Linked DNA regions of Homo sapiens: region 2 is linked to region 1. A link is a contact called in ENCODE Hi-C or POLR2A ChIA-PET data. All regions are on one chromosome and are shown on one strand. The core of a region is the stretch at or near the end of the contact, and the rest is flanking DNA. Distances in the headings are between cores, read along the strand shown. Region 1 overlaps BOC (BOC cell adhesion associated, oncogene regulated). Region 2 overlaps BOC (BOC cell adhesion associated, oncogene regulated).

Region 1 (7,041 bases), core at 737-3,236:
GTAGTCACATAGACTAGCGAGGAGCTGTTTTCTTGGTATGAGAAGCTGGGCATTTAGGGAGGTCTGGGGGTTAAAAAGACTCATTTTGATTTCCTCTGTTAGTTAGGCAACATAATTACTACCAATTCCAATTAAGCTGTCACTTGCAGTCATTCTCTATGCCCCTTCCTCGTGATGATTAAGCAACCAATGGCCCTAGGCCCACATTTATACCCTCCACATGACTCAAAATAGGTCTCAGGTGCTGTGACCCGGACTGAATGAGGATCAGGCTGCTGCATCTTGGCCTGTCTTTCTCTGGGGCTGATTCAAACAGATGCCAGGCAAAGCCAGCTCCAACCCCCGACACACACACACACACACACACACACACACACACACACACACACACACCCCAATCCTTTACATGCTCATGCATGCTTGCAGGAAATCTGATGCATTCAAATAAAAATCTAGGCCTTGGGGTAAAATAGCTGAACTGCTGAAGTCAATGACAAGATGGGAGGTGAGAAGCTACCATTCTTCAGTTCGCATCTGGCTGCACTGCGACATGGACAACATTCCTCCTAGACTTTTATGCAAGCAAGAAACCCTTACCCCGAACTTTAAAAGGAACAGTTTGGCACAGGACAACAAAATCAACTCGCATAGGGATGCTGAAGGAAAAACAGATCACATTAGTAAACATCTATAACAATGACTGGCACTAAGTAGGTATCCCATAAGTGACAGCAACTTAATAAATCTGAATAACTCCTTTTAGGGTTACTTTTAGGAATATTTTCATTAGTCTAATGCTTACTGCAGATTCATCCCCAGTACTTCACAAAAAATATTTAAGAAGAGGCAATATCTCAGGGGCTGGATACCTCCCTCATAGGGTGGCCCAGCATCCTGCCTTGGACATGTGCATTCTCCACCTCTAAGACAGGCAGGCATGTGCACGTGTGCACACACACACACACACACACACACACACTCGCACAGCAAACAGCTCCAGCTCTAGCTGCTAAGTATGCTTTGGAGTCATGACAGTTTACTTTCTTTCCCATCTGACCTCATACAAACTCACTTTCTTTGCCACCTCCCTGACCCCCAAATATACACATTCAGTCCCCAACTTCATCCCCAATCCTTCCTTTCTCAATTACAAAGTTCTTTTAAATCACCTAAAACTTAAATAAATATCAATTTGGAAATCTGAAGCATGCTGCAGTTGGTCTGTCAAACAGTCCCTGCCTTCTGCTGGAAGCCCCCAGCCCCAACCCCTGCCAGCTCTCCCCAACTTGGGAAGCTCAGTGGCCTCGGTGCAAGGCTGGCACATGCAGAGAAAACAAACACATGGAGCCTTGCCAGCTGGATCAGGCACCACTGTTTACAGCAGGAGCAAAGTGTGGGGAATTGGAGAGGCATGAAGAAGGGAAGGAGCAGAGGGGGTGGGGATAATTCTAGCCTCCTGCTCTTAGGCTCCACCAGTTGCAAAGAGGATCCCCCTGCTGAGGTTCTGCCATTCCCAGGTACACACAGCACAGCCATCCACCATGACTAATGATGGATGTGACTAATACCATCACTATGCTGCAGGCAAACAGTGAGAGTCCATGAGAGCAGAGAGCCTTCTATGTTGTTCATTCACATATCCCCAGCATCAATCACAATGCTTGGCACATAGTAGGAGTGCAGTAAGTATTTGTTGATTAAATGAACAGATGAGCTCTTTTCCTGCCTATCTCACAAGGTTACAGTGGCAGAGGGGTGGGGATGTAGTGGTGGAAAGGAGATTAGTGAGGAATATTCTAAAAACCTACCAGATATTAAAATATGCCACCGAAAATAATTTAGGAAAATGCTATATTAAGAAAAGCTATCAGATTTCTTTACTGCAGGCCTTTTCTGAGCCTTTAGTATGCTATTATGCATCATGAATCACCAAGAGTGGGAGAGAGTATGCACTAAAGTCTGTACCCACAGGCTTGGACTCACTTGACCACAAACCTGGACTCATTTGACAAAACTATCCTTTTTTCTCACAGTACCATTAGTGATGAGACCTTCACCAAATACTCTTTGAGAAATACTGGCCTAAGAGGTTCCTGAAGAATGTCCTTAAGCAATTTGCAAACCATCATGATCCCATTTTATAATTTAAAAAAGTTACTTATGAATATGTGGTGTGTAGTTATCTGGGTTGTCATAGAAAAATGTCAGGAGACACTTAAATTTTAGTATCAGTTATCTCTGAAGATCAGGGGATTTGCCCTTTTAGCTTTAAATACCTTGGAAATTTTCAAACAAGGTATGTAGCATCGCTTTTGTAATTAAAAAGGCAAATTTGAAAAAAAGCTATCTCCAAATATTCTCATGCCACCACTGATATTTTATCTTCCCATCTTCCCATAGGCCTCATTTCCCAACCACCCCTTCAACCATAAAATGTTGTTCCTTGCCCCATTATCACATTTAAGGAATATGCTATGTCCATATTCCTTAATCTCCAGCAATCAATTCCTCCAGCTTATAAAGAACACTTCCCCTAATTCCAGGATTCTGTTGCATTCACACAATGTGGATAAGTATTTTTGGGGAAAAAGAAGAAAATACATTTAATATTTTGTTAACAAACTTTACAGATCTGAAATTGCTTTGTTTAGTAAGTTATATAAAATATACCATCTAATACTTAGTTTGCTGAAATAGTCATGTTGAGCAAGTTAACATTTAAAGATTGCCTTTTTTCCTGCTAAATTACTAATTTCCTACTGATTTGTAAATACAAGTTAAAAATCACTGAGATTTATTGAATGTACTACACTAGATTTTGTTGCAACATGGGATTGAGGCATATATTTACAACAAAAAGAAACTACCAATCTTAAATAAAATTATTTGACCACTTGTTGAATTAACATGTGCAAGATAATGAGCTAATACATATGAATGATCTTGTCTAACTACTAAACAACTATATGAGGTCGGTAGTATTCTCATCCCATTACACAGATGCAGCAAGTGAGACTCAAAGAGATTAAGGAACTTGCTTAAGTAAAGGATTCAAAGCCTAGACTGTCTGCTTCCCCTGCTTGCTGGTCTTGGGGTCCTTGGCAGCTTAAAGCAGTTATACAACAAAACTGTTTTCAACAAAGGAATTAAGAAAGGCAGAAAACAAAGTAAGTCTGAGTTGGAATCATGCACTAGCCACCATGTTTCAGGATGGATTGGTTTGGCAGATTCTCACAATGTACTCTGCATACGTACTCCTGAAGATGCATTTGCACCTGCAGTCCCGGAAGTTCTCCACACCTACAGTCGGTCCTGAGTGTCTGAGTATTGAAATACAGCCCAAAGATTGGTAGCAGCGCTTTGAATCTAGGATCCAGGTGATATGCACCACTATGTACTGAGAGACAAGAAGATGCTTCTCATTTCTTAACCTAGGTTCTCTCATTTTCCTTCTGTTCTCTGATAACATTAAATGTGTAGCTCCCAATTCTGACTGCACAGGAGAATCATCTGGGGATACTTTAAAATATAACAATGCCTGGGCAGCACCTCAAGCAAATGAAGTTAGAATCTCTGGGGAGATGGGAGCTTGACATCAATATTTTCACCACTCCTTCCTGGAAATAGTAATGTGCAGCCAGCGTTGAGAATCCCAGTGCAGGTGTCTCTGCCGTGGATTTTGGGGTCATTTTGGTAAGGAATATCTGCCAGAAATGTTCTGTACTGGATACGGTGTTTGAAATTGAACACTTTGCATAAAGATGTTCCTTACTGTATCATTTCAAAGAAATTCTTATAATTTTTAAAGCTAAAATACATATTTTTTCTCACACAAATTAAATATCTTAATACATTTTAAGGAAGAAAACATTTTTCCCAAAAAGCTTCTCTCAGATTTCCCCAGATATTTTCTGGATTTTCAGATTCTTCATTTTCTCTTCTTTGCACAGAAATAAAGATGAAAGAGGAGGCCGCCATTGCAAAGAACATCTACTTTGGGGGCCAAGGCGGCCTCTACAGTAGCAAAGGTGACAAACAGGTCCCTGAGCCATAGTGGCTGCTGCTGACTGGGGCCAGGAACAATTGCTTCTAGGGGCAGGGATAGGATGGCCCTAAGGTAGATGCTAGCAGAGGTGGGATGTTTTCCAAGCATGCGCAAATTTAAGCGTTTGGACATCAAAGCCTGAGAAGCCACCAATGACTGCTTTAACAAGGCCAGCAGCTTCCAGGGACTCAGATCACTGAGAAGTAGAACAGCCGTTGGCCATCCAAGGGTCCCAACATCCTCTTAATACCAGATCAGACCAGAGGGCTTTGGCTCCACTGAAACCAGCTGTAAAGGGTTAACAGTGAGCTTCTAGCTCCTGGCCTTCCCGAAGGAGTCGATTTTCAGTTTGGTCCCTACTGGGGGAGGAGACAACCCTCTACCCCACCTCAGAGCTGCAGCCGCACTCCTTCCCGGCCCTCCCAGTCCAGGAATGAAGCTGCCTGCTGCCCAACATATACCCAGACTAGTTTAATCTCCTTCCAAATCCATCTTGTGTCTTAACTTCTGCCAAGAATAAAAATTAAAACACACACACACATACATCATGCATGTATGGGAGCGGAGGAGCAGGCTGGAACTTTAAACTGAAAAAGACCAGGCAGGGATGGGAGGGGCAGGTTGCCTGCTGAAAGTCAGGGCCTTGGAGGCACCCTGCCTGAGGCCTCTGCTACACCCTGGGATCAGATCAGAGGGGAAGGGTTTGAAGTGTCTTCCCTCCTGTCCCTACAACACCCTATTTCATACCCTTTAACTACATACCCCACCCAGCCCTGACCCAGAGGAGCTCAGAGCAGCTGGACTGCAGTGCACTCCAGAGACAGGAAGTGGACCCCACTCCCCCAACATTTGGAACAGCCCCATTCTTTGCCTGCTTTCTCCTGCCAACTTTAAAATGAATAAAACAGTCACTGGAATGGCACATGGGGCCTGGTAGTGCAGGCAGCTTGCAGGCTGCTTATGGCCACCCAGAAAAAGGGTCTGGAGATGGAGTCTTCATTCTCATAATCCTGACCTACCTCACCCAGGGCCTATTAATGACTGAATCTGGGGGCCAGGCACAGAGAGCAGTTCTGCCCCAGTCTCTCCTATTCCTCCTTGCTGACTTCCTCCTTCTCAGCAAAATCAGGAGCCCTGTACTCCTAATCCTTCACCTGAGAGGCTCTGTCATTCCCTCTCAGTGTCCCCTAGGATTCGAATAATGGGCCCCACCTCAACTCTACACCATCATCTGCCCCGTCCCCCCAGGATGGTGCGCTAAGCACTAACTTACTTATACCTGTCCAGATGGAAAGCCAATGTCTCATGAAATCACTTGCCTCACAAGTCAATAATGCTTATTGAACATCCATTAAATACTCGGCTCTGGGAATCCAAAGGTAAAATTCAAGCTCAACATATGGTAAAGGAGATGCACAGAAACATCTCAGAGCACCAGGGAACAATCGCAAATCAAACCCTAGTACCTGGGCAATGCTCTTTCCTTTCACTTCACTGTTGGAAGGTGGTAGAAAAGCTGGATTACAGACTTCTTTTGGAAAGAGTAACCTTGTGGCATCCATCTTTGACCTATCCTGCACACAGAGCACAGTAATGAAAACAAAATCATACTAAAGAAAAAAAAAAACCCAAACACTTGTTTGTCTTGATAACTGCTGAATCTGGGTGATGGGTACATGGGGTTCATGATACTATTCTTTGTGCTTTTATAGCTCTTTGAGTTTTTAAAGGGTAAAGTTTTTTTTTTAATTACAAAATAAAACACTTGTTTTCAGTCGGATAACTAGAATAAGTTCCTCTCAAACCTTCCCAATCCTGCACCAAGGTGCAGAAACCCCCACTCACCCAACCACCCAATGTCCTTTCAATTAAGGCAAGCTGCATTGTCAGGCAGGTTTCAGTGACTGCCCAGGTTTTGGTGGAAAAGAGGGTTCTGCAAGGTTGGGCCAAAGAGGGAGCCCTACTCCTGAAAAGAGGACTGCTGGTCACAGCCAGAGGAAACCTTGAGGGGCCTATCTCCCTGAATCTCTGGACTCAATACTGGGAGCCATCTGGCTCTTCCCCACTTCCATCTTTCTGGGGCTTCCCTATCCAGGAAGGGCTTTTCCCAGGACTGTGCATATCTCACCAATGACAAGCTGCCAACTCTGACTGGCTTTTCCCTGACTGTAGAACCAACCATGCGCAGAGGCCTTGAGGTCCAGGTGCAGACCCATAAAGGAAGCCAGCTTGGGCTTATGAACACAGTACTTTTCCTTGTGCCTCCACTTCTCTACCTATACAACTTACCATAATTGACAAAACTCTTCAAATAGACAAATTCTCCAAGAATATGGGTTCTTGTGGGAGAATTATAAATCAGCAGCTCATCTCAAGCTAATAATAATGATGATAATAATAGAGACCATCAAAGCCTCTACCCTAAGCCAAGCACTCTTCTAAGGAGATTATATGGATAATGCAGTTCAAGGCAGTATGACCTCTTGTTGTGATCTGAGAAATATTCAGAAACTAGAATATAGATGTCTTGAAGGCAGTAGGCATAGTGCTCAATATCTGTTAACTGGTCAATTGAAAGGCCACCCTGATGGCTACAAATGTCTTCAGGCCCCTATGGCAATTGACTGAAGAGGCATGAATGTACTGCTGTCAGGCAAGGCTTATTGTTGATATTCGGATAAGCAGTAACAGTTCCGTGCTAAACCTCAAGTGACTGAGGAGAGGCAGGCTACAGTAGGCATCACAAGCTTTAGTGGGTAGCATTATTTCCACAAGGGAGACAGGTCAGCACCCCCTAGCCAGTTCATCTTGGCTGAGATGCACAGAAATGAGGTCTCACTACCTTTCCCCCATCCAGATTAAGGGTATTAACACTGGCATTTTGGTTAATTTCTCATGTGGGGAAAGTTAGTTCTGCCTGCTTAAGATTCCATCTCAATTGGACACGCAGTTCCTCTTTACTTCCTGACTTTCAAGGGATCTGGAACTTAGTTATT
Region 2 (7,220 bases), core at 4,091-6,590, 45 kb before region 1:
TCTGTCTCTATTCCTATTCCTTTGTGATCTTCTCCTGATTATGTTCTTTGCAATACAACTGCTTTATCTCACTTTCAGTATCTGCAAAACGGAGATAATGCTATCTCCCCATCTGACCAATGTGCAAATATTAACAAGTTATTATGTGACTATGTTTAACATGTTTTAAGTGCAACAGAAAGGGGCTGGTCTTGTAGTTAAGACAATCCTGGCCCAAAGCATGCTCTACCCCTAACCGGCTGCATGGCCTTGGCTGCAGTATACAGCTTCCTCATGCCCACTTCCTTTCCCATCTCATGGGATTGTAGTTCAGTTAAATAAACCAACCCATGTAAGCACCAAATATCATTGCAGGAATAAAGTATTTATAGGAAGTTCCCAACTTAAGAATGAGGTCTATCCCCTGATTTCATGGATGAGTTAATTATCAAGTTCCTTGAAGGTGTCATCATGGTCTATTTAGTATTAGGCACAGACAAATGAGTAGAGAGTGAAACATGACCAAGTCTGAGGGTATTTGGAAAACAAAGAGTCTTCCTGGGAAAGAGGCCCAGCACCGCACAGGCACAGGGAATGGTGACTCTGCCTTCCCTCGCTGGAAACACCAAGACAGGAGAGAGAACCCAAAGAGCTTCACCTTTGGTCTCACAGATCATCACGTTGCTGAACTCGCTCTCCCCTCCTTCATTGAAGCACTGCATCTTAATGTCGTAGGAGGTCTCTGGCTGCAGGTGGCTGATGGAGTGCCAGTACTTGTCCCCTGGGAAACAGAGTCAGAGAATGGTGCATGGCAATGTGTATATGGTTTTCTTGATCCCAATCTCATAGTCAGACTCAGCTGGGGCAGTGTGTGGGGGAGGATGCCACTGACTGGCACAGGGGCGGCGTGTGGAGGAACGCTGGAGGAAATGTTCTAGGTGTCCACCCAGGTTGTCCCATCATCACATGGGTTCATGAAGTTGACAGCTTCAAGGGTATTATGAATGAGTCAATGACACGGAGCTTAGAGCTTCGTGTCACACCAGATGCAGGTTTATGCTTCACCAGATTTCACCAATACCTTGTCCCCCATGCCAGCGGAGGAAACTATATCACGCAGAAGCTATAAACACAGAACTGTGTCTCACCTTCCACCATATCCTTCTTGTAGTCACTATCATTGTCACTGTCTGTGGGTCGATAATAGATATAAAAGCCATGGATTGGGGTGTTGTTGTTACTTGCTGGGATGTACTATAGGGAATGGAGAAGAAACAAGTTGACAATGGGCAGAGAAAACATCATCAAAGCAAAACCACTGGTGTATGAAGGTTCTACCCCAGTCCAGAGTTTGAATTTCACTTGGGACCCCTGGCAAAGATTTCTAATGATATCCCTGAGGTTCTCTGAAAAATGTTGTAAAGATTACTCATTATTTTATTTAGCCTAGAGGTCCCTAAGCTTTTGAAGAGAAGAAACAAATTGCCATTTCTCCAAAGACTTCAATTGCTTCTGATCTCCCTGGACATGTGAGGGGCCCCTGTGGCTGAGAAGGGGCCCTGAACAGTTGTGTTGGGATCCCCTGTGGTGTCAGGGGAAGGGCAGGAAGGAGGGTGAGGTCTACCAGGTCAAGGCACCAGAATCAACAGGAGACCACTAGAGCAGCTCCAGCCACTAAGAGCCTCCCAAATTCCACTGATGAAGCTTTCAGGTGCCCTGTTCGGGGGAGTCTAATCCCCAGGCTCACAGGGAAGGGCATTTAGGGGAGGCCGTCTTCCACTGCAGTCCACGGCCAGGCCCGCTTACCATCCACTTGAGCATGATGGTGGTCTCATTGACCGCATCCGTGAAGGTGATATAAGGACCTGCCACGGGCCTCTCGTACACGCGACCGCTGTAGCCCGACACCACGTAGGGCCGAGAGGGGGCGCTGGGCTCGCTCTCCCCCAGCATGTTCAGAGCCCGGACTCGAAACTTGTAGGAGGTGCCTGGTGAGAGGGACACTCACTGAACTCAGGAGCTGGGAAATACCTTCTGATTCTCCCATGGCCTTTCAAGGCCCAGGACCTGGAGGGGTCTTCTGGGCAGCCCTTCCCCAAAGCAAGTTCTCAAAGGCCTCACAAGAACACCCGCCACTGTCAGAGCTGAGCTGCAGGGGAGATGGCTCTGGATGCTCTTCTGGAGGGAGGCAGAAGGCTTTAGGACTGTGGTAAACACCACAGACAGCAACATGGAGGCATGCTGGTGGGTGGGGGCCTGGGCCGAGAGAAGGGGATCCCAGGCTCGTCATCCTCCTCCAGGCGGAAAGGGGCAGCTGGGGGATCAGGCCAAGGCCACGGTGTGGCCAGGCCCCTACCTTTCTCTAGGCCCGTGATCTCCACGGACAGCCGCGATGGGGGGATGGCGCTGGTGGCCAGAATCCAGTCTCCCACTTTCTTTAGCTTCTTGTACTCCACACGGAAGGACTGGATTGGGAACCCACCATTCCCACGGGGAATCCAGGTCACGTACACTGAGGTCTCGGAGGCCGTGGAGATGGTGGGCCTGTCGGGAGCTTCTGGGGCTGGGAAAGACCGTATCCAGTGAGGAAGGAAGCAGGGTGAGATGACGTGAGGAAGGAAGCAGGGTGAGATGACGCTGTATGCCCACTGGGCCTGGCCTGCTCCTGACGGGCCCGCTCCTCCCCACAGCCCTCCACCCACTGGTGTTCACATCAGACCTCCCCACGGCTGCCTGGGCTTTGAGCTAAGACCCCTTATGCTATCCTTCTGCAAAGCCAGAGTGTGGAGGCCCAAGGACCACAGCTCTGGCCTCTGCTGCTCTCTGGATGCACCCAGTGAGCAATCCCAGCATCAATGCCAGCCTTTTATTTAAAAAGCTCCAAACTACATTTCCTCATTGTGGTTAACTGGGAGATGTCATAAAAACCCTGGACCTACAGAAGCAAGACCCCATTCAGCCATGGGAACAGGCCTCTGAGGCAGTTCCAGTCCTGACTGCGCGTCCGTCCCTGCTGCTAGCGGCTTACGGGAGAGGCGGCCGTGGTCTGGCTGGCTGCTGCTCTGGGGACTGGCTCCAGGGTCGTCTCTCTGGATCTGCTGCTCTTTGCTGGCCATGATCTCGGGTTTGGGCCGCCGTCCTGGGTGGAAATGGGTTGTAGTCAGCAAGGGAGGAAGCAGGCATGAGATCTCCCTCCCACAGAGTCCTTTTTGCCTGAGACTCTGCTAAGCGGCATGACAAAGTGATGCAAATAAGCATCCGGGGCACTGAGGGTGTGGGCTCAGCCTCGGCCGAGACTGGTTCTGTTGTGGTACTATTGCTGGCCCCTGTGTGAGAGAGGGATGAAGGGGTGCCAGAGAGGCCGGCTGGCTACTCTCCTGATGAGAGCTGGGACCTCAGCCTAGCACACAAACCACAAGGAGGCAGTAGCTGGAAGGAAAGATGAAGTTCAAGGTGAACAGCTGGGGCAAGGTGAGCAGGAATTCTCACCTGGGCCAGTGGAACTTGCTTAGACCCACGGAAACCCTAAGCAAGGGGCAATGTTTGACTCTCACCAGTTCGGAAGGTGACCATGGCTGTCTGGCCCTCTCCCGCACAGTTGTAAGCTGCCATCTCCACTTCATACAAGCTCCCGGGGTCAAGTCTGGTGAGGGTCAGGCGGTGCTGGTTGGCTGGAATGCCAGAGATGGTCCAATCGTCAGAGGAATTTGTGACCTGCTGGAGAAGGTAGCTGGTATAAAGACCGGCATCTCAGCCTCGGGCTACGAGTGGGCTATGGTTTACAAAGAAAGCAGCGCTGAGCCCAAGAGGGCAGGAGAAGGGGAAGGACGATAAGCCAGGTTGGGGTTAGGGTGGCACAGCCTCGGACTGGCCCCCCTGGCTATGGGACACCAACCTCACTGGGACATTCAAGTCAGGCTCCCTGATCCCTCGTCTAATGATCTCATCAAAGAAACCTCAGTGGGGGAAGTCAGACAGCCTGACTGATATTGCTGAGAACTCCTCCAAAGACCTTCTCTCCCTGTATTTCAAAGAATCTCCATGTTTTGTTTTCTTTCTCCTTCTGTATGTAAACCAAATGCAGTTCCCTCTGCTTATATTCTAATGAGACACAATGATGAGAAAGGTAACGAAAGTATCAGCACCCATTAAAATAGCAACATTCGCTAAGCACTTGCTCTGTGCTATGCATGGAACTAAGCAGTTTATAGGTGCTACTTCCTTTTCCTCAAAATAGCCCAAAAGATTGGTGTTAATATTGTTTCCACTTCACAAATAGGGAGACTAAGGTTTAGAGAAATGAGCAATTTGCTCAAGGCCACACGGCTAGTGAGCACCAAAACGGTGACTTGACTCCAAAGAGCATGCCCATCATTGCACCCTATCCTGGGAAGAAGAGTCTGGGATCCAAAGTCCTGGGTTCAAATCCCGGTTGTGTAACTCAGAGCAAGTCCCCTAACTCTCTGACCCTTCAGCTCTGCATTTCACCAATGAGGCAAATAAACTCTCTCAGGTTATTCTGAAGATTAAATGAGAGAAGTTGTATAAAGTGCCCCACAGTGAGCTTGGTGCACAGTAGATGCCCAGCAAATGCCTGGCCTCTCTAGACCCCTCTCCACATCCTCAGCCCAGTGCAGTTTCTATCATTTCAATCCTCTTTGTTTCCGCTCCTGCCTTCAGTCCTTGCTCAGAACTTAAAAACTGTGGATGAATTGTGACTGTGATGGATTAATCTTTAATAGCTTCAAATTCCTAGCTCTTTAAAGGAAAAAGTAAGGGAGCTCCAGGCTCCCCAACAGGTGATGCTGAGAGGCTGCTCATCTTTGCCGCGCCACCTTTCGGGACAACAGACTTTACTGCCAACTCTACACCCCAGAGAACCTGCTGGAGCCTCAAGTTGTGGTTTGCTGAAGGAAGAAAACAGCTGTAAGGAAAAGCTCTTCTCTCTGAGCAGAATATTCCAAAGTCGAACAAAACCTACCATTCAAGGCACAGGAATGGTCTGGGCTCATTGTCAGGCTTCCAGGATTTGTTCCAAGGGGAGACGTTTTTACAAACTGAGACTCCCCAGTGGTGCTGGAAACCCAAACACAGTAGCCCAGGGTCTGCAGATGCACCAGGAAATGAAACTTGCTTCATGGATGTGAAACAGTGAAAATTAGCTGAATGATTCCCAATCCCCAGCAAGAGAAGGGGGATGAAAAAACACAGCCCGAATGCTGACTTTCGATTTCAAATTCTTTCTCGGGTGATCTTTAAGACTTGTTAGTTCCGTAAGAGAGGAACTGCTTTCAAGCCAGAACTTCTGCCTTGGCAACCCCAGGCTGAGGAGACCCCAGGCTGGAGCCTGAGAGAAGCCAGACGCAGCAGGGGCCTGTCCGGACTCTCACTTCCCCTGCGCCCCATGTACCCTGCCCTCCCAGCACTGGCCTCACACTTCCACTGGGCCCAGAAATGAAAATAAGAAATAGAAGGGTAATTAGTCACTGTCACACACACTGAGGGGGTGAATGCGGCCTGAGCCTGGCATTTCCGGATCACCACGGCATGGCCTTTGCCAATCTGCCTCTTCTGCGAGGCTGCTTCACGGCCACCTATTGGCCTGAAAAATATTAGTCTTGCTCTCATGCTGGGTTTTGTCTCCTGGGAACCATGGGCGTTTGGCCTGCCCTGATCTTTGTCTACAACTCTGAGATGGAGGTGTCCAGTTACATGGGGAAATAGGATTAGGACCAGCCCTGCCCTACAACATGTGAACAATGCTGCTTTTTGTTAAAAACTCATTCACCCGCTTTGCTGGCTGCCTATGAAGAGGCCAGCAGGTGGAGGGCTAATGAGAAACTGCTCGCCCCGTCCCCCTGCCTCTGGGGAGGCAGCAGAGGGAGCATAGGGGGTGCTCTGCCTTAGGTGTCTTTCTGACAACCCCAGGGTCTCTGTGGACTTGTCCTGACCCAAGGACTTCTAGGAGAGCATGTAAGGGGAAAAAAACAGAATAGAAGGAGTCAGGGGCCAGGGCTCCAAGGCAGGGAAACAGCTTCCGCACAGCTAGCGCTCTCCACTGTGCAGGGTTGGTTCTGTTTTCTTGCTTGTTTGTGGAGGTGGGGAGGAGTGGAGAAAGACTTTTAATTCCACATTCATATGCTTTCCATCAAGTGCACATAGCATTTTTATAAGCAAAATCAGCATGTATATGCTTTTATCACATACAATTTTTAAAAAACCATTTAAGAATAATAGTTTTCTACTATCAAATGGCCTTAGAAAGAAAATGGCATATACTTGGAGTGAACAAAAACATTTTCAAGGACATTTTCTTACAGGGAATTTCATGTCCTCATCCCTGTGGGGTAACGGCAGGTAAGAGCACGGCCTTGAGCGAGAGTGGCGGCCTGGGGACCCTGCCCTGCCTCACAGGACACAGTGTCCAGGAGCATAGGCCTGGCTGGGCTCTGCCCCCGCATCCTGTCAGAGCCCGAGACTCCCTCCCTGACAGCTCCTGAAGCATTCACCTGGACAGACTTCCTTCTGTCAAGGAGAAACAGCTGAGGTCTGAACAACATGATGTGCTTTGAGCTCAAATGCCTGCTTGTCCAACCCAAGCCATGACAGATTCTGAGAACTGAGCGGGTGTTTCACAGCCTACAGAGAAAACACTTGTTCACAAATATTTGTTTTCCTGGCATTACAGCTGGCTTACCATGCCAGGGTTCCTGCAGGTATGTACCCAGCACGGCTTACTTTCATAAAAAACCAAAATGTAACATCAACAACTAACGACAGAGGAAAGCAAGAAGGAGGGTGATGGTTACCAGGGAGACTGTTCACGGTCTCCTCAGGGACTAGAAGCCAGTGTGAGCTTCTGGGAATTGAGTGCATAGAGCTTAGTACTGGATGCACGCACAAGGCTTTTTCCTGGGCCTTCCAGGGTCCCACACACCCATCTTACAACCAGCTTCCTGGGAGGTGGCAGGGATGGACACTGGAGGAGACAGAAGGGCCTGTTTAGTGGTGGGGATTACCGGCTCAGGCTTCAGGAGCTCAAGGGGAGATGGCCAAGAGACAGTGACTCTGCTCAGCCTTGCTGGAAAGGCTGTGCAGGGGAGGCAGCAGCCCCACACCAGGGCCATACCTTGCGGTGTTTCACCACATAGTAGAGGATTGGCGCCCGGCCACTGCCCTCATGCCGAGGCCGCCACACCAGTTCATATGAGTCTGTCTTGGAGGTGCGGGGCGAGCTGAGG

What was found. A loop is a pair of places that touch in the nucleus more often than their neighbours do. ChIA-PET counts read pairs that join two places held with the same protein, here RNA polymerase II (POLR2A). Pooled maps may share reads with other maps.
Region 2: a loop to region 1 is called in a map of mammary epithelial cell, with 6 times the contacts of the local background. The contact joins two enhancer-like sites. A Hi-C loop is called at or near these places in 5 of 168 maps with a recorded cell type or tissue (PC-3, PC-9, mammary epithelial cell and 2 more) and 4 of 50 pooled maps. POLR2A ChIA-PET finds 5 or more read pairs at or near these places in 7 of 52 experiments (H1, PC-9, WTC11 and 3 more).

What each region holds. Positions count from the first base shown.
Region 1 is chr3:113,226,501-113,233,541 of GRCh38, reverse strand. The region is part of intron 2 of BOC (BOC cell adhesion associated, oncogene regulated); the gene reads right to left. Among named protein-coding and RNA genes, the nearest start is that of BOC, 18 kb to the right of the region's middle. Within about 2 kb of position 1,986, at least 4 of the 41 ENCODE cell types and tissues checked have a DNase peak (open chromatin) inside an H3K27ac peak, as active enhancers do.
Region 2 is chr3:113,274,571-113,281,790 of GRCh38, reverse strand. It overlaps BOC (BOC cell adhesion associated, oncogene regulated), which reads right to left. Exons shown (of 20, transcript NM_001378074.1): 9 at 7,109-7,220; 10 at 3,534-3,696; 11 at 3,008-3,118; 12 at 2,336-2,542; 13 at 1,786-1,967; 14 at 1,128-1,233; 15 at 638-760. Among named protein-coding and RNA genes, the nearest start is that of BOC, 67 kb to the right of the region's middle. RefSeq lists enhancers at 5,187-5,266, 5,677-5,776. Within about 2 kb of position 5,340, at least 21 of the 41 ENCODE cell types and tissues checked have a DNase peak (open chromatin) inside an H3K27ac peak, as active enhancers do.